7 separate regions of the Homo sapiens genome follow, and regions 1, 2, 3, 5, 6 and 7 are each linked to region 4. A link is a contact called in ENCODE Hi-C or POLR2A ChIA-PET data. All regions are on one chromosome and are shown on one strand. The core of a region is the stretch at or near the end of the contact, and the rest is flanking DNA. Distances in the headings are between cores, read along the strand shown. Region 1 overlaps ZMIZ1 (zinc finger MIZ-type containing 1). Region 2 holds the start of ZCCHC24 (zinc finger CCHC-type containing 24). Region 3 overlaps LOC105378379 (a long non-coding RNA gene). Region 4 overlaps ZMIZ1-AS1 (ZMIZ1 antisense RNA 1). Region 5 holds the start of PPIF (peptidylprolyl isomerase F). Region 6 overlaps ZMIZ1 (zinc finger MIZ-type containing 1). Region 7 overlaps ZMIZ1 (zinc finger MIZ-type containing 1).

What was found. Hi-C counts contacts between places; a loop is a spot of excess contacts on that map. ChIA-PET counts read pairs that join two places held with the same protein, here RNA polymerase II (POLR2A). Pooled maps may share reads with other maps.
Region 1: a loop to region 4 is called in a pooled map, with 6 times the contacts of the local background. The contact joins two enhancer-like sites. A Hi-C loop is called at or near these places in 2 of 37 single-sample maps with no recorded cell type and 11 of 50 pooled maps. POLR2A ChIA-PET finds 5 or more read pairs at or near these places in 2 of 52 experiments (CD4-positive, alpha-beta T cell and Panc1).
Region 2: a loop to region 4 is called in a map of CD8-positive, alpha-beta T cell, with 7 times the contacts of the local background. The contact joins the promoter of ZCCHC24 here to the enhancer-like site in region 4. A Hi-C loop is called at or near these places in 5 of 168 maps with a recorded cell type or tissue (CD8-positive, alpha-beta T cell, PC-3, ascending aorta and 2 more), 5 of 37 single-sample maps with no recorded cell type and 15 of 50 pooled maps. POLR2A ChIA-PET finds 5 or more read pairs at or near these places in 2 of 52 experiments (H1 and WTC11).
Region 3: a loop to region 4 is called in a map of posterior cingulate gyrus, with 21 times the contacts of the local background. The contact joins two enhancer-like sites. A Hi-C loop is called at or near these places in 1 of 168 maps with a recorded cell type or tissue (posterior cingulate gyrus). POLR2A ChIA-PET finds 5 or more read pairs at or near these places in 1 of 52 experiments (activated T-cell).
Region 5: a loop to region 4 is called in a map of naive thymus-derived CD4-positive, alpha-beta T cell, with 6 times the contacts of the local background. The contact joins the promoter of PPIF here to the enhancer-like site in region 4. A Hi-C loop is called at or near these places in 3 of 168 maps with a recorded cell type or tissue (CD4-positive, alpha-beta T cell and naive thymus-derived CD4-positive, alpha-beta T cell), 3 of 37 single-sample maps with no recorded cell type and 8 of 50 pooled maps. POLR2A ChIA-PET finds 5 or more read pairs at or near these places in 1 of 52 experiments (MCF 10A).
Region 6: a map of PC-3 shows a loop between it and region 4 (2.3-fold over the local background). The contact joins two enhancer-like sites. A Hi-C loop is called at or near these places in 1 of 168 maps with a recorded cell type or tissue (PC-3), 1 of 37 single-sample maps with no recorded cell type and 11 of 50 pooled maps. POLR2A ChIA-PET finds 5 or more read pairs at or near these places in 2 of 52 experiments (PC-3 and activated B cell).
Region 7: a loop to region 4 is called in a map of ascending aorta, with 4 times the contacts of the local background. The contact joins two enhancer-like sites. A Hi-C loop is called at or near these places in 2 of 168 maps with a recorded cell type or tissue (ascending aorta and dorsolateral prefrontal cortex) and 11 of 50 pooled maps. POLR2A ChIA-PET finds 5 or more read pairs at or near these places in 3 of 52 experiments (CD4-positive, alpha-beta T cell, PC-3 and Panc1).

Annotation. Positions count from the first base shown.
Region 1 is chr10:79,285,166-79,287,865 of GRCh38, forward strand. All of the region lies in intron 8 of ZMIZ1 (zinc finger MIZ-type containing 1), which reads left to right. Among named protein-coding and RNA genes, the nearest start is that of PPIF, 61 kb to the right of the region's middle. RefSeq lists cis regulatory regions at 67-567, 1,055-1,555, 1,153-1,653, 1,169-1,669, 1,178-1,678 and enhancers at 403-592, 806-1,456, 1,003-1,622, 1,457-2,107. Within about 2 kb of position 1,291, at least 23 of the 41 ENCODE cell types and tissues checked have a DNase peak (open chromatin) inside an H3K27ac peak, as active enhancers do.
Region 2 is chr10:79,444,367-79,447,066 of GRCh38, forward strand. It overlaps ZCCHC24 (zinc finger CCHC-type containing 24), which reads right to left and starts at 1,258. Exons shown (of 4, transcript NM_153367.4): 1 at 829-1,258. The coding sequence starts at 1,074. It overlaps LOC105378383 (a long non-coding RNA gene), which reads left to right and starts at 1,875. Exons shown (of 4, transcript XR_946104.4): 1 at 1,875-2,700. RefSeq lists silencers at 1,111-1,170, 1,181-1,690.
Region 3 is chr10:78,687,781-78,690,480 of GRCh38, forward strand. All of the region lies in intron 1 of LOC105378379 (a long non-coding RNA gene), which reads right to left. Among named protein-coding and RNA genes, the nearest start is that of ZMIZ1-AS1, 380 kb to the right of the region's middle. Within about 2 kb of position 1,436, at least 6 of the 41 ENCODE cell types and tissues checked have a DNase peak (open chromatin) inside an H3K27ac peak, as active enhancers do.
Region 4 is chr10:78,971,914-78,974,613 of GRCh38, forward strand. All of the region lies in intron 5 of ZMIZ1-AS1 (ZMIZ1 antisense RNA 1), which reads right to left. Among named protein-coding and RNA genes, the nearest start is that of ZMIZ1-AS1, 94 kb to the right of the region's middle. RefSeq lists an enhancer at 247-1,178 and silencers at 1,462-1,581, 1,622-1,691, 1,862-2,351. Within about 2 kb of position 1,323, at least 38 of the 41 ENCODE cell types and tissues checked have a DNase peak (open chromatin) inside an H3K27ac peak, as active enhancers do; they include CD8-positive, alpha-beta T cell, PC-3, ascending aorta and 2 more, where a contact is called at or near this core.
Region 5 is chr10:79,346,206-79,348,905 of GRCh38, forward strand. PPIF (peptidylprolyl isomerase F) reads left to right here and starts at 1,264. Exons shown (of 6, transcript NM_005729.4): 1 at 1,264-1,538. The coding sequence starts at 1,344. RefSeq lists cis regulatory regions at 931-1,508, 1,008-2,049, 1,008-1,681, 1,008-1,559, 1,008-1,558 and 5 more and silencers at 1,038-1,447, 1,468-1,697.
Region 6 is chr10:79,316,403-79,319,102 of GRCh38, forward strand. ZMIZ1 (zinc finger MIZ-type containing 1) reads left to right here. Exons shown (of 25, transcript NM_020338.4): 25 at 1-117. Among named protein-coding and RNA genes, the nearest start is that of PPIF, 30 kb to the right of the region's middle. RefSeq lists cis regulatory regions at 177-677, 203-703, 209-709, 892-1,392, 1,025-1,754 and 5 more and enhancers at 1,282-1,341, 1,931-2,506. Within about 2 kb of position 1,434, at least 10 of the 41 ENCODE cell types and tissues checked have a DNase peak (open chromatin) inside an H3K27ac peak, as active enhancers do; they include PC-3, where a contact is called at or near this core.
Region 7 is chr10:79,265,019-79,267,718 of GRCh38, forward strand. The region is part of intron 7 of ZMIZ1 (zinc finger MIZ-type containing 1); the gene reads left to right. Among named protein-coding and RNA genes, the nearest start is that of PPIF, 81 kb to the right of the region's middle. RefSeq lists enhancers at 260-309, 676-1,635 and a cis regulatory region at 1,072-1,928. Within about 2 kb of position 1,298, at least 36 of the 41 ENCODE cell types and tissues checked have a DNase peak (open chromatin) inside an H3K27ac peak, as active enhancers do; they include PC-3, ascending aorta and dorsolateral prefrontal cortex, where a contact is called at or near this core.

The DNA.
Region 1 (2,700 bases), core at 41-2,540, 310 kb after region 4:
CTTGCCCTTGATTGGCTCTGCTACCTCTGTGAGCCCCAGCTTCTAAGATGGGCATCTGTTGGGCCCACTTAATGGGGCACTGAATGAGTTCTTAGGTGAAGGCCACTTCACAAAATTCCTTGCATCTAGAAGTCACTCAGTAAATCAGAACAACAGTAACAGCGGCAGCCAGCAGTTTCAGGGTGTCCAAGGTGTGCGGGACTCTGGGCCTCATACATGTTAGGCACTTACACTTAACCCTCACGGCAGCCTTCGAAGGGAGGGGCTGAATCAGCCCCATTTCATAGATGAGGTTGCTGAGGCATACAGAGAGTGAGCAGTGGTTTCATCGCTTCCCTCTGTGTCCTTCTCTCACTTTCTGGGCCCCAGTGGCCATGTGGCCACAGACACACTGTGTAGGTGGTCGGTCATCAGGCTTAACGAAATGGACATATTCATTTTCAGCATCACTCCAAGGGTGAGTGCAGAGAGGTGGTTTCTCCCTGGCACATTTTTTTGTTTAGCAAAGGTTTCCTGAGCCCTATTGGTGTGTGAAGACATCATGCTTGGCTCAGGGAGCCCAAGAAATCAGTGACAGCTCCTGAGGCAGAAGGGAGAAGGCAGAGGGTTCTCACTCTTGCCAGGAATGCGAAGAGCCAGTGGAGTTCAGTACCTTCTGCAAGGGCTTCCCGGAGGAGGTGGCCTTTGGAAGAGCCTGGAAAGGATGAATGGCATTTTCAAGGTGGGATGGAACTTGCCAGCCTGAGAAGAGGCACAGAGGCCCCTGTATTAGGGAGCAGTTGGCAAATGGAACCGTTGCTGCTGACATTGCAGATGGCTTCTGGCCTTGGTGCTTCTGTGGGTGGAGCAGGATTGTTGGGGCCGTTTTGGCTGGACAGGACTGTGGCTGGGAGCAGCTTATGGTGTGATACTGGGCAGGCCATGCTGGATTAGGGTTGTACAGAGTGGGACAGAATTATTAAAAAATGCCAAGCACCTGTGACCAGGTGAAGCAAGTCTGCAGGTTAAACTGTGCTCGTCGGAGAGAAGAAGGGCTCTCAGGCACCCTCCAGACCCTCCTCCCATCCCAGCCAGGCCATGCCTTTCTGGTAGCAGCCCAGGGGTCTGCTTGGTCCTTCATCCTTGGGAACAGGGACCAGGCATTCCCCCGGTGGTGGTATCTTGAGTCTAGGCAGTGGCGTCACATCAGCAGGGCTGCTGTGGGGGCCTGCGGGGGCGAGAGCCTTCTCTGCGACAGCAGGAGCCCGTCTCCCCCAGAATGAGATGAGTCACGGTCCTGTCGGTGCGGCTGCCACTTCTGCTTCTGCAGCAGGTGCGTGTGGAGGCAAGCTAGTCCTGAGACTGCCCCACACGCTGTGCCTGTCTCTTCCCCAGTGCACGGGCAGCATGCCAGCAGGGCCTCGCGTGTGTGCACGGATGTGTCCTCCATATGCCTGCGTGCATCTTTGCTCTGGGGCGGCAAACCTTCCAGCCAGGCAGTGGGATGGCCAGTTTGGGAACGTTGGTTAGCTTTGCTTCTCACCAAGTTTGGGGCAGAGGGGACAAAACAGGAAGGAGCTGGTTTCCGCCCACAAGGCTCACCCACGGAGCTGCAGGGCAGTTGGGAGCTTGTTCGTGGGCCTGTGTAGCGTCCTGGGCTGAGGTGATGAGGCAGCAGTTGCCCACTCCCTGGCCACAGGCAGGGCCCTGCCGGCCCCTGGGGCCTCCCATGGGGGTTCATTTCCTGAGCCTGGCCAGGCATGTTCTCAAAGGATAGGAACTTCCGTCTCAAGGCCATCAGCCTGGAGGGTTGGTGGGAACTTGTGGGGCAGAAGTTCTGGGGCGAGAAGCCACTCAGGCTTGGGTTTTGTTCAGATGTAGGGGACCCCCTCTGGTCATCCAGCACACCTAGGACATGGGCCTTGAGGACAGCAGGTGTCCAGGGGATCTCCTCTTTGTTTTGTAAAAGCGTGACCTGTAGAGCCTCCCTGTGAGACTCTGGTGTGCCAGTCTGGAACCAGGTGGTGTGCCGGGTCCCCAGTGACCTCCCTGGGAGACAGAGGCTGTTCCAGCCCAGCCTTCCTGAGGAGCAGGCTCATGGCTACTTTCCTGTGTTTCTCTGCACTGCCCACTCCCTCTGGGCTCCCAGTCTCCAATCCGCCACCTGGAGAGCAGAGTCTGTCGCTATCTGTCACCTTTGGCCCAAGCATCTGGATCTTCAACAAGCCACTACCCATCATTGTGCCTGGCCAACTGAGTGCCCTGAGTACAGCTCCTCTACTCCAAATGCGAGTCCTGCAGTTTCCCCAGAAATCACGAGCAGCGCTCAGTTGGGAAAGCCCTTTGACTGCATTCTCCTCTTTGAGCCACATCAGATTTAGGCTGCTGAACCTGTGTTCAAACCTATTTGACCAAGATCCACGATAAATACACATACGACACCTTGACCCAAGGTGCACATGTATTTGTGTATAAAACCAAGACAGAAGCTCAAGGACTAATCTTCATCTTTATTGTGTGCTCACACTCCATCACTTTCTAGTTGATGCTTTTTTCTCCCCTGCTGGTTGGATGTCATCACCTGCTCAGATTCTGTAACCCACAGTTGGAAAACACAGAGTAGAGTGGGGAGGTATCATCTGATGCCCATTTTACAGATGAGGAGATTGAGTGAGGAAACTTGCACCAGGGTCCTAAGCACAAAAGTCTCTGCCGTCACAG
Region 2 (2,700 bases), core at 8-2,507, 470 kb after region 4:
GAGGCGCTGCCCAGTCAACTTTGTAACTGAATCCACCAAACAGGCAGACTTTGCAACACAGCCGGCCCAGGTTTCTGCAGAAGGCGCTGGGCAGCTGGAACCTCTCCCCCCCCCTTTCTAGCCCCCCTCCCAAGAGCTCAAGAGGATTTCCCTTTCATTTCCTTCGAGGCTGGGAGGGCTGGGGACAGCGCAGTCTGTGGGGTCAAGCCCTCAGAAACCACTTCCTATGTGGCTGGGGGAGGGCGAGCAGCTGGAGGACGTATCTGGGGTCCCCGAGTGAGAACAGCAGGAGAAGCCCTCTGGGCAGTCACTGCTCTCCAGGGTGCCTTTCGGGTCGGGAACCGCAGAGGTCGGAGAAAAGATTTTAGGCCCTTCCAGAGGAGCTCCGAGCAGAATCTGCACTCTCGGTCCCAGCCCGCGGTGGCCAGGACGAGGATAAGGTTGGGCGTGAGAAGGACACTTCGAAGGGGCTCCCCGCCCAGGCCGCACCCCAGCTGTCTGAAGAAAATCCGGAGACAACCCCTCCTCAACTCCCTCCCCCAACCCCTTTGGAGCAGGGCTGCCCTGGCAGGGAGAGGGGGCGGGAGAGCTCCGCCCCGGCCTGCATTGCTCCAGCCCGGGCTCAGCCGGGAGGTGACGCGCACCCGGCACCCCGGGGACTTCGGGCGGCGAGTTTGGCAGAGTTGAACGAAGCCAAGCCAAGCCGGGCCCGGCAATGCGGAGCCGGGCCGCGCCAGGCCAGGAAGAGCGGGTCAGACAGGGAACGGCCCGCCACGGTGGGGCGGTGGGGCGGTGGGGCGGTGGGCGGGGGCGCGCGGGGGCACCCACCTCTCCGCGCTGCAGCTGGAAGAAGCTGTTGAGATAGCTGGAGTGCAGGGGCGAGCCCAGCTGCTCGGGGCGGCCCTTGCCGAAGGCCAGCTCCGGGGGTGCGGCGCCGGCGGTCGGCTCGGGCCGGAAGGCATCGAAGGCGCTAGCCTGGTGCGTGTCCTGCAGCGACAGGTAGACCCAGTTGAGCAGCTGGGCGGGCTGGTACACCGAGGCGGCGCTCGTGTCGATGGCCGACAGCAGGCTCATTTTGTGGCGGCGGTGCCGGCCCCTCCCCGGCCGCCCGCTCGCGGCCCCCCTCCGCAGCGGAGGGGCGGGCACCGGGGAGCCTGTGCCCACTGCCCGCCTCCCGAGCCCCGACGGTGATCGCCCCGCGCCCTGCGCCCCGCGCGCTGCCCGCAGCCGCTGCCGCTGCCGCCGCCTCCCCCCGACTGCGGCCCCGGCGCGCGCAGGCGGTGGAAGGAGGCAGCGAAAGTTGGGCAGGAAACTTTTGGCCCCGCCCCTCCGCCCCGCCCACTGCGTCCCGCCCCGCCCGGCGATCCGCTATCTGCCTCGCGGCTGACCCCTCCAGCGGCGGCTCCGGGGGTGGGGTCCACGATGCCCCGCCGCCCACTCCCTGCCCCGCCTGGCACTGTCCTCGCCCTGCATTGGCTGTCTCGTTGAATATGAACCGTCAGGGGTGGGGAGAGAGGGGAGTGAGGCTCATCTGCATATGCAGCACGGCGCGGGCCCGCCCATGCGAGGCCCCGCCCAAGCCCCACCTCGTCCCAGCCCGGCCAACCCAGCTCCCCGAGCTGCCGGGAGCTCAGTGCAGCCCCGGCCTAATCAATTTCGTCTCCCTCTGTCGTCAGCGCTCTTGTCTCGTTCTTTCCAAATCCTCTGCAATTGTTTTTCACTCACTTTTCCTTTCCTATTTTCCCTCCTTTCTCATACTCCTTCTTTCTCTCTCTCTTAGACTAGTACTAGTCTCCTGTGTCCGTCGTCCTTGTATGTGGCGCCCTCCGTGTGTGTGTGTGTGTGTGTGTGTGTGTGTATGTCCTTCTCTTTCTCTCACTCTTCTTGTCTCCTTTCTTCTATTTCCGTCTGGTCTGATGTTTCTCCCTGTCTCTCCCGCTCCTCTCTCAGACGCGTGTACACAGACGCACACACTTCTAACTCCCTCCTCTCGCTATCACCATCGGACCCTCCCCCTCCTACTTAATTCCTTCCATCTGCAGAATCACTTTGCGGGCCGGCTGCGCCAAGGGGGGCCCGGGTTCCTGCCCCAGGAAAGACTCCCCGCCCCCTCCCCCCCCCCTTCTCCTATTTCTGCTCTGGGCCCGCCTCGCTTCTCGACCCTCTTCCTCCACCCCGGCTCCAGCCCTAGCCCGCCCCGGTGCCTTGGCGAGTCGCCAGGACACCAGCCTGGGCCGGGGGAGCTCGGGAAAGCGGCTGTCACCCATCTCGCTGGGACAACTCAGCTAGTCCAAGACTGCCTGGAGGGAGCCCCGCCCCCGCCTCCGCCTCCGCCTGACGCCCCAGGAAGCCCCGGGGCCTTCACCGTCTCTTTCTCCGGGTGGTCTTTGCTGCGCCAGCACCGGGGACCTAGCCCAGAGGAACTCACCGCCTGGCTGGGACCGAGTCACCTCTCCCACTTTCAGTCTGGCTCTGGAGCCATTCCGCCCAGCGTTGGAGTGCCAGCTTGGCCACCGTCCAGCGGAATGACCTCTGCATGACGCCTAACCTCTGCGAGCAAGCCTGTTTTCTCCTCTGTAAAATGGGAGCAGTCATCCTCCCGCCGCCGGGGACATTTGTGTGCTTCCCAGCTTGGGTTTGGTAAGCGGAAGATATTCCATAAAGGACAGCTCTTCCCCGCCACCCACTCCACGAGTTACT
Region 3 (2,700 bases), core at 186-2,685, 280 kb before region 4:
GGTAAACAGTCATCAAATCAGCATTCAGCATGAGCTGAAGGAAAGTTTGCACACTTGCCATGTGGCCTAAATTAAGTGAGTGGTGCAGTCAGTAAAGCATGTGTGCTAAAAAATAAACATTTAAGATGTCAGGGTTGAAGATACTCTTGTAGCCTTTTAAGGAAGGAGATGTCAATTTCTTCTTTTAAAATTCCAAATAAAAATGTCACTAACAATATTTCTGATATCACTTCACAAGTGTCAGCCCATGCAAGCAATAGTGTGTGTGCATACATACAAGGGTGTGTGTGTGAGAGAGAGAGAATGAAAAGGCATGTACATACACATGCACAATAGATATGTGGATTTCTGTACGTTTGTGATTGTGACAGTGAGTTAGTGGGTATGTGAGTGCATGTGCATGTGTGTGTGTATGAATGTGAATGTGAGCATTTGAGTGTGTGCCTGTTTATGTATTGTGTGTGAAGGTGTGAGTGTGTGCATGTGCACATGGGTGTGTGTATGAGTGGGTGTAAGTGTGGACGTGCACGCGTGGGTATATTGTGTGTGTGAAGGTGTGTGTACACATGCACATGTGCATTGTGTAGATGTGTGAGGGTGTGTGTGTGAGGGCAGGGGTGCACACCTGTGTCCCTGAGAGTGTGTGCACGCCCATGTGTGCATGTGTGCCACTCAGGACAGCATGCACACATGGCTGCTCTGTCTCCTAGCAGCCTGCCTATCAGCTCCTCCCTGCATTCTTCCACGGCAGGCCCCAAGGCTGTGGCCAAGAAAGCAATCAGGCATCCCATTTGTATCTTGCCTGTCATCCACCCAAACAGCGGGCAGGCAGGGGCAAAGGGAAGGTGCCAGCCCTGCTCCTCAGATGCCCAGGCCTCCCCTACAATGGAGGAGGACTTGGCCAGACTGGGGGGCTGGCCCCACACTTCTACTGCACTCCCAATTACTGGCACCTTCTGAGTGGCTTATGGAAAAGGCACTGGTTGCCATGAGGAAGATATTCCACTGGAGCATTCCCATTCTCCACAAAAAGAACCTTCAGCATATTATACACATTTCTCAATGTGATTATCCCCAGCCCACACACACAGCTTGGAGGATTAAAACATAAAATACAGTCTGCTCCCCACACATGAGACCAACACTACAACTGGCATCATAATAAATAAATGAAGTGGCCTCTCCTCCTCCTTTCCCTCTCCTCTCCTTCCTCCTCCTCCCCCATTCCCTCCTCCTCTCCTCTCCTCTCCCTCCTCCCTGGTTCTCCCTCCTCCCCTCTCCCCTCCACCTCTGCCTGGTGCTGGGCTTGTTTTGCTTCTTGTCTTCTGGATCCCATCAATCCCCTCCTGCCCCTCCCCACACAGCCCACGGCGGGCAGCATCACCGCAAGGAACGTCACCCCATGCTGCTGCTGCCACCATGGAATGAGGGCTTTGTTCAACAAGCCACCCAGGGTTCTGTTTGCTGCCTCTGCCGCAGAGGGTTCACTACACTAAATGCTGGCAGAAGGGCGGAGTGAGGGCGGGAGGAGGGAGGAAGGAAGATTTTATAAGCAAATGGCTTCATGGATCATTGAAGGGACATTAGGAAGCATCCCGGAGCACCTAAAACCAAACGCCTCAGTGCAAATGGATGGAAGGGCGTCAGCTGTGGAAACTGGAGCTATTGCGAGCAGCTTGGGTTGCTAGGGAACAGCCCTGAGAACGTTTTGTCTTCAGGCTGCAGATCCTGGATCCTCCTGGGATTTCCAGTTCTAGAGCCACTGCCAGCCAGTGGTGCCAGCATCAGCAGGCGATGGGGCTAGGAAATCTGTGCAGTCCCAGGAGGCTGTGGGCCAGGCAGAGGGGCCCCAGGCTGCCTCTGAGATTGAGTGTGCATTAGGGGATAGGTTTGGGGAGCAGCCCATGCTGGTGATTTTCTTTAAACAAAAATGCTGGTGCCCAGCTTGGTACAGAAAGCCTGGGAGACAGGGGTTTCAACTTCCTGATAACAGTGCTCCAATTCGGAGCCCAGATCTGGTTAGTTCTGAGCTCAGCAACCCTGCCTGTGCACACTGTCCCCTCACATTCCTTCCTCTGGGCTTTCTCTCCACCAGCCCAGCCCCAGGACCATTCTCTTAAGAGCTCTTGTCAGCCCAACCGACTTGACCTCAGCTCTTTGGGGAGCAGGGGACTTTTTTTTTTTTTTTGAGACCAAGTTTCGCTCTTGTCACCCAGCCTGGAGTGCAGCGGTGCAATCTCGTCTCACTGCAACCTCCGCCTCCCAGGTTCAAGTGATTCTCCTGCCTCAGGCTCCCAAATATCTGGGACTACAGGCACTGGCCACCACACCCAGCTAATTTTTGTATTTTTAGTAGAGATGGTGTTTCACCATGTTGGCCAGGCTGGTCTCGAACTCCTGACCCCAGGTGATCCTCCCACCTCGGCCTCCCAAGGTGCTCAGATTACAGATGTGAGCCACCACGCATGACTATGGCACCTTTGATGGTACTTATACGCCAGTTAAATAATAAGTGATGTGCAGTGGTTCTTGTCTGTACACATTAATTAGGCTGTGTGGGGAGGGACAAGGGCTGGTTCTGTTCTCATTGTTTCACTAGCTATGGATAGTTCTAGGTTTTGGCTCACAGTCCAGTTTTTGTTAAGGTGCTGATGGAACACTTGCCAATGGCCCGGTTCAGTGCTGAATAGGAAGAAGAGC
Region 4 (2,700 bases), core at 73-2,572:
GTCCACAGGATCCAGCACTTCCCTGGGTCATGGACCAACAGGCTTGGACAGGCAAAATTCTGGGCCTTGAGATCAGGGTTCAAGGCAGGGCTGGGGGTAGACAGAGAGTACACTGTCCTTTCCTGAGCCCCTATTCCATGACAAGTACATTCCATGACATATACTCAGGGCTCATAGGCATTCTCTCTTTAACTTTTGCAACCTCTCCATGGAGTAAGGGTCACTATGCACATTTTAAAGTAGAGGAAAAAGGGGTTCAAAGAGGTTATGTGACTTTCCCCAGGTCATAAAGCTAGCAGATGAAGGAGCCAGGCTGTGACCCCACATGCACCTGCCTCCCAGCCTATGTAGATCCTAATCTTCCCAACTACCTGCCCCCCCGAAGGATGGGAAAGACTGGGAAGTGGCCAGGGTTGGCCTGCTGTGGCCCTGGAGCCTGCCTCCCTGATCAGGGTCACAACCAAGGCTACGATTCCAGTGCCAGGGGACCAAGTCCAGCAAGCAAGCCCTGGCTGGGGGGGCTGCAGGAGTGAGCAATCCTGGGGAAGGAGCAAATGTGTGCCCTGCTTCAGCCTCAGGGGGGTCTGTCCCTGCATGCAAATCTCCAACCTGGAACTGGGAAGCTTTGGCAGCTGGGCCAGCCCATAGAGAGGGAGCAGGGCCAGAGCTGGGAAGGTTCTAGACCCAGCCAAGCAGCAGGGGCCTGAGCTGTAGCTTGAGTCACAGCCTTGCCTTGGTCACACTAGCCTTTCCGAAGGCCCAGCCGTCAGCACTGGCCCTGGGGTGGACCCCTGTGAGGCTGTGTGGTTGCCAGGGAAGCCAGAAGAAATGACTTACTCCTGCCCCTGCCTCTAATGTCATGCGGTCACAAGTCCCCAGAAGGTCTGGGCTGGCCTGGGCCCTTGCCCTCCCCACGGTGGGGGCTCACCCAGCCTGGGCGCGCTGGTCACACTCAGCTCTGGCCAGGCATGAGTCAGCACTGTCAGCCTGCGTGTGGCCACAGCTGGCTGGACGCTGAGGCCAGCCAGGCCGGGCCCTGGAGGTCTGCTGGGGCCCTGGGGCCTCACTAAAGGGGAGAGGTGGCCCCAAATGACCCACAGGATCACACAAGAGAGAAGAAAAAGGACTAAATAGAGAAAAGCCAAGTACAAAGTAAGAATCTCAAAACTTAAAGTGGCAGACGCAAATTCAGAGTCAGGAAAATTGGCCACACAACACAAACAGACACACACACACGGGTCACTAGCACACGTGTAACCCCCACTCCAGACAAACACCATATGCAGAAGACACACATGCCATATATACACATCCTCGCAGTGTCCCTGTGTCACGCGGAAAAAGCCACGCCTACACAACTCAGCAGACACACACTGGCATTCCCAGAGGATGAGCCCACACAGGCGCCGCAAGCCCGCCGCAGGTCCCGCATGCACTGCCTGTCTGTGACAGATGGCTTCTGTCCAACCCAAGGGTCCGGCCCACAGCCCTCGGCTCACACGGCCATACAAGTCTGGGGACATCATGTCACGCTCGCTTACTCTAAGGGCCCTGAGGCTTGTGAGGGCTGTGGTCAAAGACAGGCCTGGGAACTGGGGTCCTGAGCACCCTAGCCCAGCCCAGTCCCGCCCCGCGGAGGGGCCCGACTGAGCTGGGCCGCGCGCCCCAGCAGCCCCAGCAGCCGCCGCCCACCTCGGCCAGCCTGGCTTCTGCGCCCCGCCAGGAGGTCGCGGAGCGGAGCGCGGCCAGGAAGTGAGCTGAGAGTGACAGCTCCCCCCACGCTGTTTGTTTATTCATGACTCATTCTCTCCACACACTGGCTCTTCTTTCTTTCGGGAGGAGGGGAGAAAGGAGCGGGAGGGCGGGCGGGCAGGGGAGAGGCAGGCTCCACAATAAACAATGAGGCAGCTGAGCCGGTGGGGAGGGAGGAGCCCGCGCGGGGCGCAGGGCCGGGGCTGGGGCCGGGGCGCGGTGTTTCCAGGCCGGCCGGCCCGAGGCTTGCGCTCCCGATCCCCGATCCCCGATCCCCGATCCCCGCTCCTCCCGGCCCCGCCCGGCCCAGCCCGGCCCGGCCCGCCCGCCGCCACCTCCCGGCGACCGGGCAGTAGCAGCCGTAATTGGATCCTCGCTGCCTCCTCCCAGCTCCCCGCCCCCAATCGGGGAGCGGGTAAATGCCGGGTACCTTGGCAAAACAGTCGGATCCAAACCTATTATTTGACTAATGGGCTTCCCTCGTGCGGCTCCGCAACGCCCTGCAGACTCGCCCCTCCCCCCTGCCCCCTCCCCAGAGATGGCTCCCCTCAGCGGCGCGGCTCCGGATAACTGGAGGAAGCGCGGGTTCCGAGGCTTCAAGGGCCTCATTGTTCTGCCTGGAGGGGCACATTGAAAATGCTCCAGGGTTTACTTCCTGTGAAAACAGCCTGGGAGGGAGGGGGCGATCCACGGTGGAAAGACATTATCCTCCTGGAAGCCGCCCAGATTACACAGGGAGAAAAAGGTTGTTTTGATTGTTGCTGGCTCTTTCTTTCTTCCTTCCTTTTTCTTTCTTTTTCCTTTTTTTCCCCTTCCCTCCTCTCTTTTGCTACCCTCCCCGGGCCAAAGATGAATCTTTACTGCTGTGGAGCAAGTTGGAAATGTGGGGCTGTTTTCTGCATAAATAAGGCTGGTGAATGGCAGAGCCAGATATAAAGTCTGATTCAG
Region 5 (2,700 bases), core at 14-2,513, 370 kb after region 4:
GGGCAGGTCAGTCCAGAGCTGGTCCCTACTCCTGCCCACCTGCCTCCAAGGCTCAGCCCCACCCCTTTCTCTGACCCCTCAGGCCTCTAACTGAGACCGCAGCTCTCTGAATCCCAAACTGTGAGAAAGACAGTCCAGACTCTGTCCATCACAGATGCCCACAGGCACAGTACTTAGTTGACAAATCCATGTCTCTCTCGTTCATTTTATCCTAAGAACAGACACGAGAAAAAAGCAGGATGAGGAGCATGATCGCACCCTTACCCTCCAGATGGGAAACTGAGGCCCAGAGAGGCCTGGAGCACTGGTGCAAGCTGGTAGCAATACTCCAGGGCTCCCTAGCCCTAGCCAGTGCCTTCCTGTGTCCAGGCCTCAGCTTCCCCTGGGGACAGTACAAGTGTTGGGCCAGATGCTCTCTCAGGTCCCTGCGTGGCATCCATTTATTGCAGACCTCCCACCACCTTGCAGTGAGGGTGGCTCTGGCTGCTGGGAAGCCCACTTTCAGCACGTGGGGTTTAAATGCTCCTGCTGTGGGTCTCCCCACTGAGTCCCCTCCCAGGGTGCATGCTGATGGGAGGGGGCAGCTGGCAGTCTGCCCCGGGGCTGTCAGTGTGGGTCCTAGGAGGAGGGATCAGACCCAGTCCTGGGGAGGGCTGGGGGCCTGAAAGGAGCATGATGAGCCCAGGCTGCGTTTTCAGTCTTGCTAGAAGCAGGTCTGGTCCCCAGAAACAACTAGAGACAGGCCCAGGCCGGGACAAGCAGGCTAGGGGGCATCATGGGAGGTGTCTCAGCTTATCTCCTCCCTCTTGCGCCTCTAGCTCACTAATCCCGCCTCTCATCTCACCTTTCTCTAACCCTCTCAGACTGCAGGACCTAGGGCAGCAGGGAAGCTTATTTGGCCTGAGCCTTACCTGCAAAGGGCTCAAAGGTAGACTTTTGCTATTATATTCAAATTGCAACGTATAGATGCTCATATTTTGGAATTAATTACGTTTTAGCAGTTTTTCTTTTTTTAAAAAAATCTGCTGGTACCTTAATAAACATGGAACCAGCAACCTTTTGCCAGGTGTCTGTTCTCCGGGTCTCTGGGCCTGGAGGCGGGAGTGTTTCAAAGCACTTCACGCTCCGCGGCCCCACCGGCTGGCTGCGCTGCCCGCTGCGGCCGGCAGGGGTAGTCCACGGACAGGCCTGGAGGAGGCGGGACGGGGGCAGGGCCGGGAACCTGGGCAAGCCAATAAAGGCTGCGGCGCGCGGCTGCGCGGGACTCGGCCTTCTGGGCGCGCGCGACGTCAGTTTGAGTTCTGTGTTCTCCCCGCCCGTGTCCCGCCCGACCCGCGCCCGCGATGCTGGCGCTGCGCTGCGGCTCCCGCTGGCTCGGCCTGCTCTCCGTCCCGCGCTCCGTGCCGCTGCGCCTCCCCGCGGCCCGCGCCTGCAGCAAGGGCTCCGGCGACCCGTCCTCTTCCTCCTCCTCCGGGAACCCGCTCGTGTACCTGGACGTGGACGCCAACGGGAAGCCGCTCGGCCGCGTGGTGCTGGAGGTGAGACCGCTCGCAGGGCCGGCCTGGGCGCGGGACACGGGCCCGGGGAGAGCCCTGGGCCCCGGGCGGCGCGGTGCCGGGCGCGCTGGGTGACCTTGGGCCTCCCCATGCCGAGCTCTGGGCCTCAGTTTCCCCATTTCTGAGAATGGGCGTCAGAATGATTTCTTCCGGCCTCCCTCGGAGCACTGGAGCGGGGGAGACGGGAGGGAGGGCACGTGTGGAGGAGAAAGCTCAAGGTCAGATCGCAGAGAGGGAGGGCTCAGCACCTCTGGGCCGGCCCGGGCACGAGGGAGGGGCTCCAGGAGCCTTCTGGGGCTGAGCCTAGATCCGGAGCTCCGAGGTGGGTGTCGGGGGTCTTGGGGTGAGCGTCGTGGCCCAGCGGGTGCTCACGTGGCGGCCCTTGCACAACACGGAGCGCTTCCTGGCTCCGGCCCCGCCCCTGCGGTCGGGCTCACACTGGGGGTGCTGGGAAATGGAGCGAGAGGTGGTTTCCAGCAGTAGTGCGGGCCCAGTAGGCCTCAGGCCCCGGCCACCTGGTGGACCCCAGAATGCCCCTCCTGCGAGTCGGGACACACTCAGAGACAGTGTGCCCGGCGCCTCAACCCCTGCCACTGTCCTTGGGGGCCACACTGAGCACCTCCCCTAACTCTGTTTTTGGGTCTTTTCTAAAGCAAAGTAAGAAACAGTCACCAGGGTAGCTTTAGAGGGAAAGCCCTAGTGGAGCCTTCAGGTCGGCCACACATTGACAGCAGGGGTCTGTTTGTGTTGACTGGCCCGTATCCCAGGGAGCCCTTAGTATTTCTTCTTCATTCTCAGTTTCTTCTGGAAAATAGGGACACCCTTCCTGCTTCCATTTGGTTCCAGGGTGGGTCTTGCAGCTTCGAGGGTAGAGGCTGGCTGGGATGGGGCTTCAGCCTTCCCTCCCCACACCCTCATGCCTCTCCCTGGGCCTCAGTTTCCCAACCCCGAATGGAGGAGCTGGTCTGGCTTCTACCTTAGACACACTCTCTTGTCCCTGAATTTCTGATGCTTTGGGCCCAGCTGTGGGAGCACTGCCAGCTGTGTCCACAGAAGTAGGCCAAGATAGCATTGTCATCTCTTCTGACAGATTAGGAAACCAAGGCCACCTCCTCCAGCCTTGGGTTCAGGAAACGGCTCCCAG
Region 6 (2,700 bases), core at 184-2,683, 340 kb after region 4:
TTGTATTTAAAGATCAAATTATTTGACTATTGCTAGACATTTCTATACTCTGTTGTAACACTGAGGTATCTCATTTGCCCATGTTAATTTTTTTCTAAATAAATTGACAAAAACAAAGGTTTGGCGAATTAGCTATTTTGTGGATGTTAAGGAGTGGTTTGGGTGTTTTTGCTTTTGTTTTAAACCACACCCCCCGCCCTGTTACCCTCTGCACACACAAAAAAGAAAGGCAGGTGGTTTGGGTGTTGAATTGGAAGAACCCCTGTCCATGGGGGTCCCTGGAACCAGTCCCTGGTGGGGCAAGTGCAGTGTGTGGCCGGATGGTTGGGGGAGTTGGGGTGGCTGAATAGGGCCAGGTGGCTGCAGGGTGCTAGGGGCCCCTGTGGCATGTGACTCAGAGTGTGCAACAGTGTCCCATCTTTGATGGTCCCTTGTGGATTATGCTGGGTTTAAGTAGCAGGAAGCTATTCATATTAAGCCACAGAGGGTGCTGTTCAGAGCACACAGGAGTGTGGCTTCAATGGAGAGTGAGCATTCACTGCACCCATGGCTCCCTGCTGGCATCTCAGCATCCCTGGCCTCCACCTCTCGGTACACCTGCCCCTCCCCTCCTAGGGAAGCTTGGGTTTTCCCTCCTCCGTGAGCATGCTTTACATGGGGTACTGTCTCACGATAGCCCCTGCCCAGGCCATGGTTCTAACCATCCTTCCAGCCTCGGCACCAACACAAACTGACAACACTTGATGTGTCTCCGATTGAAGTTTTAGGAACATGCATCTGACACAGCCCCGCAGCCAGTCCCTGCCCTCCCTCCACGCAGCCTCACCTTAGGGGGAAAGCAAATGTGGCTGTCATGGCCTTTCCTCCACAGGGACTGTCCACAGAGGGAAGAAGGGCCGGGCCGGCACCCCAGAGATCTCCACTCAGATGTATCCGGGTGTCAGGAGAGTGAGGGGCATGTGTGTGCAGGAGCCGGCGGTGTGGGGGAGGCTGCAGGGTGCTGCCTGTAGGGGGCTGGGTGCCTAGAAGCCCCCTGCTCCTGGGGCCTCTCCGAGGTGGCTGGAGTTTCTCCTTTTGGAGGGAGGTGGAAGGTGAGGAGGAGAAAAGATTTACCTTAAATAATGGAACACCCACCGGCCACTGCTCAGCTGCAGGCACTGCCTTCTGCCAGCATCACCAGGACAGGCTGACTCTCTCTGAACAGACACCCCTCCGAGAGGAGGGTGATTAGTTAGCTTGAGGGAGAACTTCCCGTAGGAGACATGCCCCCCTCCCTGTGCCTTAGAGCAGTGTGGTGGGGCTGGACCAGCACTTTAATAAAACAAATGAGAATACAGTAGAAAATATCAGGAGTGTGCCCTACAAAGTAAAGGGTAGCATTCTATCAAGAAACGTGTGTGTGTGTGTGTGTGTGTGTGTGTGTGTGTGTGTGTGTGTCTGCTGAGTCATGATGTTAATTCTTATTTGTGGGTTGTGGTTGAAAACAAAAAGTTTGAATGCCATTGACTTAAAGGCAGGAAGTGGGCAGGGGAGCAGGGAGGGAGGAAGGGCAGTGTGCTCCCCCAACTTCATGATAATAAGCAAACCTTCCTGGCATTTCAGCTGGAGACTCTGAACCTGGGATACAGGCCTGTGGCTGCCCCACAAGGCTGTATGGAGACTGGCCGGCCCCATCTCAGCTAACTCCTCCCCAGACGGGTGACTTCCTTCTGTGAGCCTAACCCCTGGACCAGAAACATCCACCTAAAAAGCCCAGTGGGGGCCCTGGCTTGGGACAGTTCAGAGTTCAGCCTCCCAGCATGTGGGGCCACACACTGTGGATCATCTTACGTCTCTTCTTCCTCTAGCCCACTGCAAAAAGTCTCCACCCTGAATCCACTGACTGTCTTCATGTAAGGCCATGGGATGCTATTGGGGAAATTCATTCAGCCCCACAGGTCGATGTCAGGATACACTGGGGTCTCCAGCCTCCCTGAATGCTAAGGGCACTCAATGTTTAATGGCCCCCCATTTCCCTTCTCCTCTGCTCCAGCCTCCTGCTAACCACGCCCACCTCGCTCTAAGCAGGCTACCCTACCCTCACCCAGCTCCCCACTGTCCCTGCTGCTACCCACAGACCTATCTCCATCCACCCTGGCCATATCTTTTTCCACCCAGGCCCAGAGGATGTGGTGTCCCTTCCCCAGTTGGGGCTACCCCTCCCCCAGCCCCTGACACCATCACCCCTTTCTCTTCTCCAAGGAGTCTCATTCTATCAGCCCGTTAACCCTCCCCATACCTCTGCCTCCCGCCTCCCCGGGTTTAGTGGCCCAGGCTCTGGCATTGCAAGGTTCAGCTTGGTCTGGGCTCCACCCCTTGATGGCCAGTCTCTGCTCCTTCCCATGCAGGCTTCTCAGCCACAAAACTGCCAGTGCCCACTCTCTTTCTCTGTCACCCTTCATATGCCTGGTTCATGCCCCACCAGTTCTCTGACACTTCTCCTGCAAGCTCACCAATGGCCTCTTCGTTGCTGATCCACGCTGCTTTCTGAGACTGGACCTCACAGCTGCACTTGACAGTTGCCATTTCTTCCTTGAAGCTCTCTTCTCTTGGTGCTATGGTTTGAATGCTTGTCCCCCCCACCACAACTCATGGTGAAACTTAATCCCCGGTGTAACAGTACTAAGAGGCAGGCCCTTGGGTCATAAGGGCTCTGCCTTC
Region 7 (2,700 bases), core at 48-2,547, 290 kb after region 4:
GGCATGGCCAAACCGGTTTGGGAAACAGCACTGACAAAACTAGCCCTGACGGCTCTGAGGTTCCCTGGAGTTCAGTTCCCAGGGTGAGTTCACACGCCTCGAGGCTCCCAGTTCCCAGCTCCTGACAACCCGGGCAGCCCTTGGGGAGAGGGGGCGGGCGTGCGAGGAGTGTTCCTAGAGGGAGGGACAGGCTGTAGGCCCTCTCTCAGGCCAGACTGGACCACAGGACCTGAGAAGGCAGGACCTGCCCAGCACAGGGAAGCAGGTAGGGCAGGGTGAGCTGGGCCGGGAGCCTGCTTGCAGATCCCAGGCCACCTGCACCACCCAACTAGCCAGTCCTCCCTATGCACAGGGCTTCAGCTTGTGTGGGGACCGGGGGTGGGGGCAGCAGAGACGGACAGGGTCACTCGCAGCCCAAGCGCCAGCAGACAACTCCTTTTTTTTCTTTTCTTTTTTTTTTTTTTTTTGGCCTTTCTTACCCACAAGTGATGGTGATAGAGGTACAGGGAGCAGAACATGGGAATGATCTAGAAAACTCAGGAGGAGCTGAAACTCAGTTCAGCTTGCTACTGATGGTGCTGAGGCAGCAATACCATCAGTCTGCCGGAGACTGAGATTTTCCCCCAAGGAAAACCTCTCTGATGTAGGTTCCAGGGGTCAGCTGTCAGGGTCACCAGAGTCCAACTCACAATGCCCCAGAAGTGATGTTTTCTATAACCAAGGAGAAGGCCTAGCCCCTCAGCAGCCCCAGCAGCTGAGACCACAGGGTGCTCCCCACCCATCCACTCTCCTAGGACCCTGTCACCCTCAGAGTCCTGCAAGCATCGGCTGTTTGACCTCAGCGAATCCACTCTACTCTCTGGGCTTTGGCCTTGATCAACGGAGCAGCCCAACAGGGTGAGCTCTCTGGAGCCCCTTCCATCTGTAATCCCTGCTAGCGGTGTGGAGAGGCAGTCCACCCCAAGTGTGCAGACAGACAGCTCACCCCATATCACCTGCAAGATTGAGAAGAAGTCATGCAAGGTCAAGACTGGCCTGCGCCCTGAGAAACGTGACCCCACTTGGAGGCCAGGGCTGATTCAGGGGGCCACAGACTTCAGAGAGCAGTGCCCACCCCCTGTCTTTTACATGTGGCCAGAGACGGGAGGAAGTTGCCCACAGTCACACAGGAGGTTCAAGAAGCTGGGGTTGGCACCAAGTCTTAGGAGTGGGAGGCAGGCAGGAGGCACAGAGCTGTCTCCTGGGGATATGCCTGCTCTCAGACATGATGTCACAGAATTATGGGCATGAAAGTGGGGCCTTCGCGTACCAGCAGTGGGCGGGGCCGTTGTCCTGTGGAGTGACTGTTTGAATCACCCCTTCTTGGGCCTGGATTTCCCTTTTGTAAAATACAGGTAGTGTAATCCTTGGCAGGGTCCTAATTGGGTCTTGGGAGGTTTGAATGAAGTAGGAAGAACCACACGGCTGGGAGAACCAAAAGGTTGTGTGCTCCCACGGCCCGGTTAGATCCTCATCCACAGCAGGGTGAGTCGGGCCAGAAGGGGTGCCCCATCTTACAGAAGCACACACATGGCCCTGAGGCTGCACTGATGGTGCGGTGGTCTCGCTAGAGCCAACCCTGGTCTCCTGGGGCCCAGTAGTCACTGCCCCCGGTCCGAGGACTGTGAGTCTCTGTGGTCATGTGCTTCCTGTGCTATTTCCTCCTGGGAGATGACCCAAGAGAGCTGGCAGGGAGGAGGCCCCTTTTCCTATTTCTGGGGCACCCAGCAGTGACGGGTCTACAGGCAGGAAGTCCAGCCCCAGAGCCCCAGCCTCCAGCCGGGCAGAGTAACAATTCTGCGGCTAGTTCTGTTCTCAGGGCTCATGAGTCAGACCACTCATTCCTGCTTTGAGTAAATCAGCCAGAGTAGGAATCCTAGTTCCTGCCCGTCTCCCACCTCCTTCTGGACACAGTGGAATGGGGCTGAGGAGGGGCTTGGGCTCTGCCCACCGCCCAGGCCTCCTATTGTGGAGAGGACAGCTGCAAAGTCCCCCCAGCCCCTGTACCCACACACTCCAGAGGAGGAAGGGGTCTGCCTAGACCAGCCTCCTGGCACTGCTTGGCCTGAGAGCAGAGTCAGAAATGAGTGCCTGTCGGGGTGGCCCTGTGAGGGCCTGGGGTGTCTGGATGTGGGCACAGTTGGGTGCTAGGGGAGCACCCAGTCCAGTAGGGAAGGGGGCACTGTCTGCCCCAGGGAGCACCCAGTGTGAAGGGGTGGTGTGAGGCTGGGCACTCCTGAGCATCTGCATGATTTTCTTGGAGATGGGTGAAAGAAATTGTATTTTATTTGAGCAATTTTCTACAGTACTTAGGTGGAGAAATGGAGCACCCTCTGCATCCCAAGGGAACATGTATACTACAGCAACACTGCTAACAGTTTATTCCCATGTAATGCTTTCTACATGCCTGGTATTGTACCAACATTCTATGTATAGTAACTTACTTAATCCTCATGGTAATTTAGGTGGTAGGTGCTACTTATTATCCCCATTTTGCAGAAGGGAAAACCAAAGCACAGAGAGCTAAAGTAACTTACCCAAGATCACACAGCTGCTACGTGGCTGAGCTGGGATTTGAACCCAGGCAGCCTGGCTCCAGAGCTTGTGTTCTTGGTCACTCTGCCTCCTGGAGGCAGGAGACAGCATATTACTGCTTTTGGT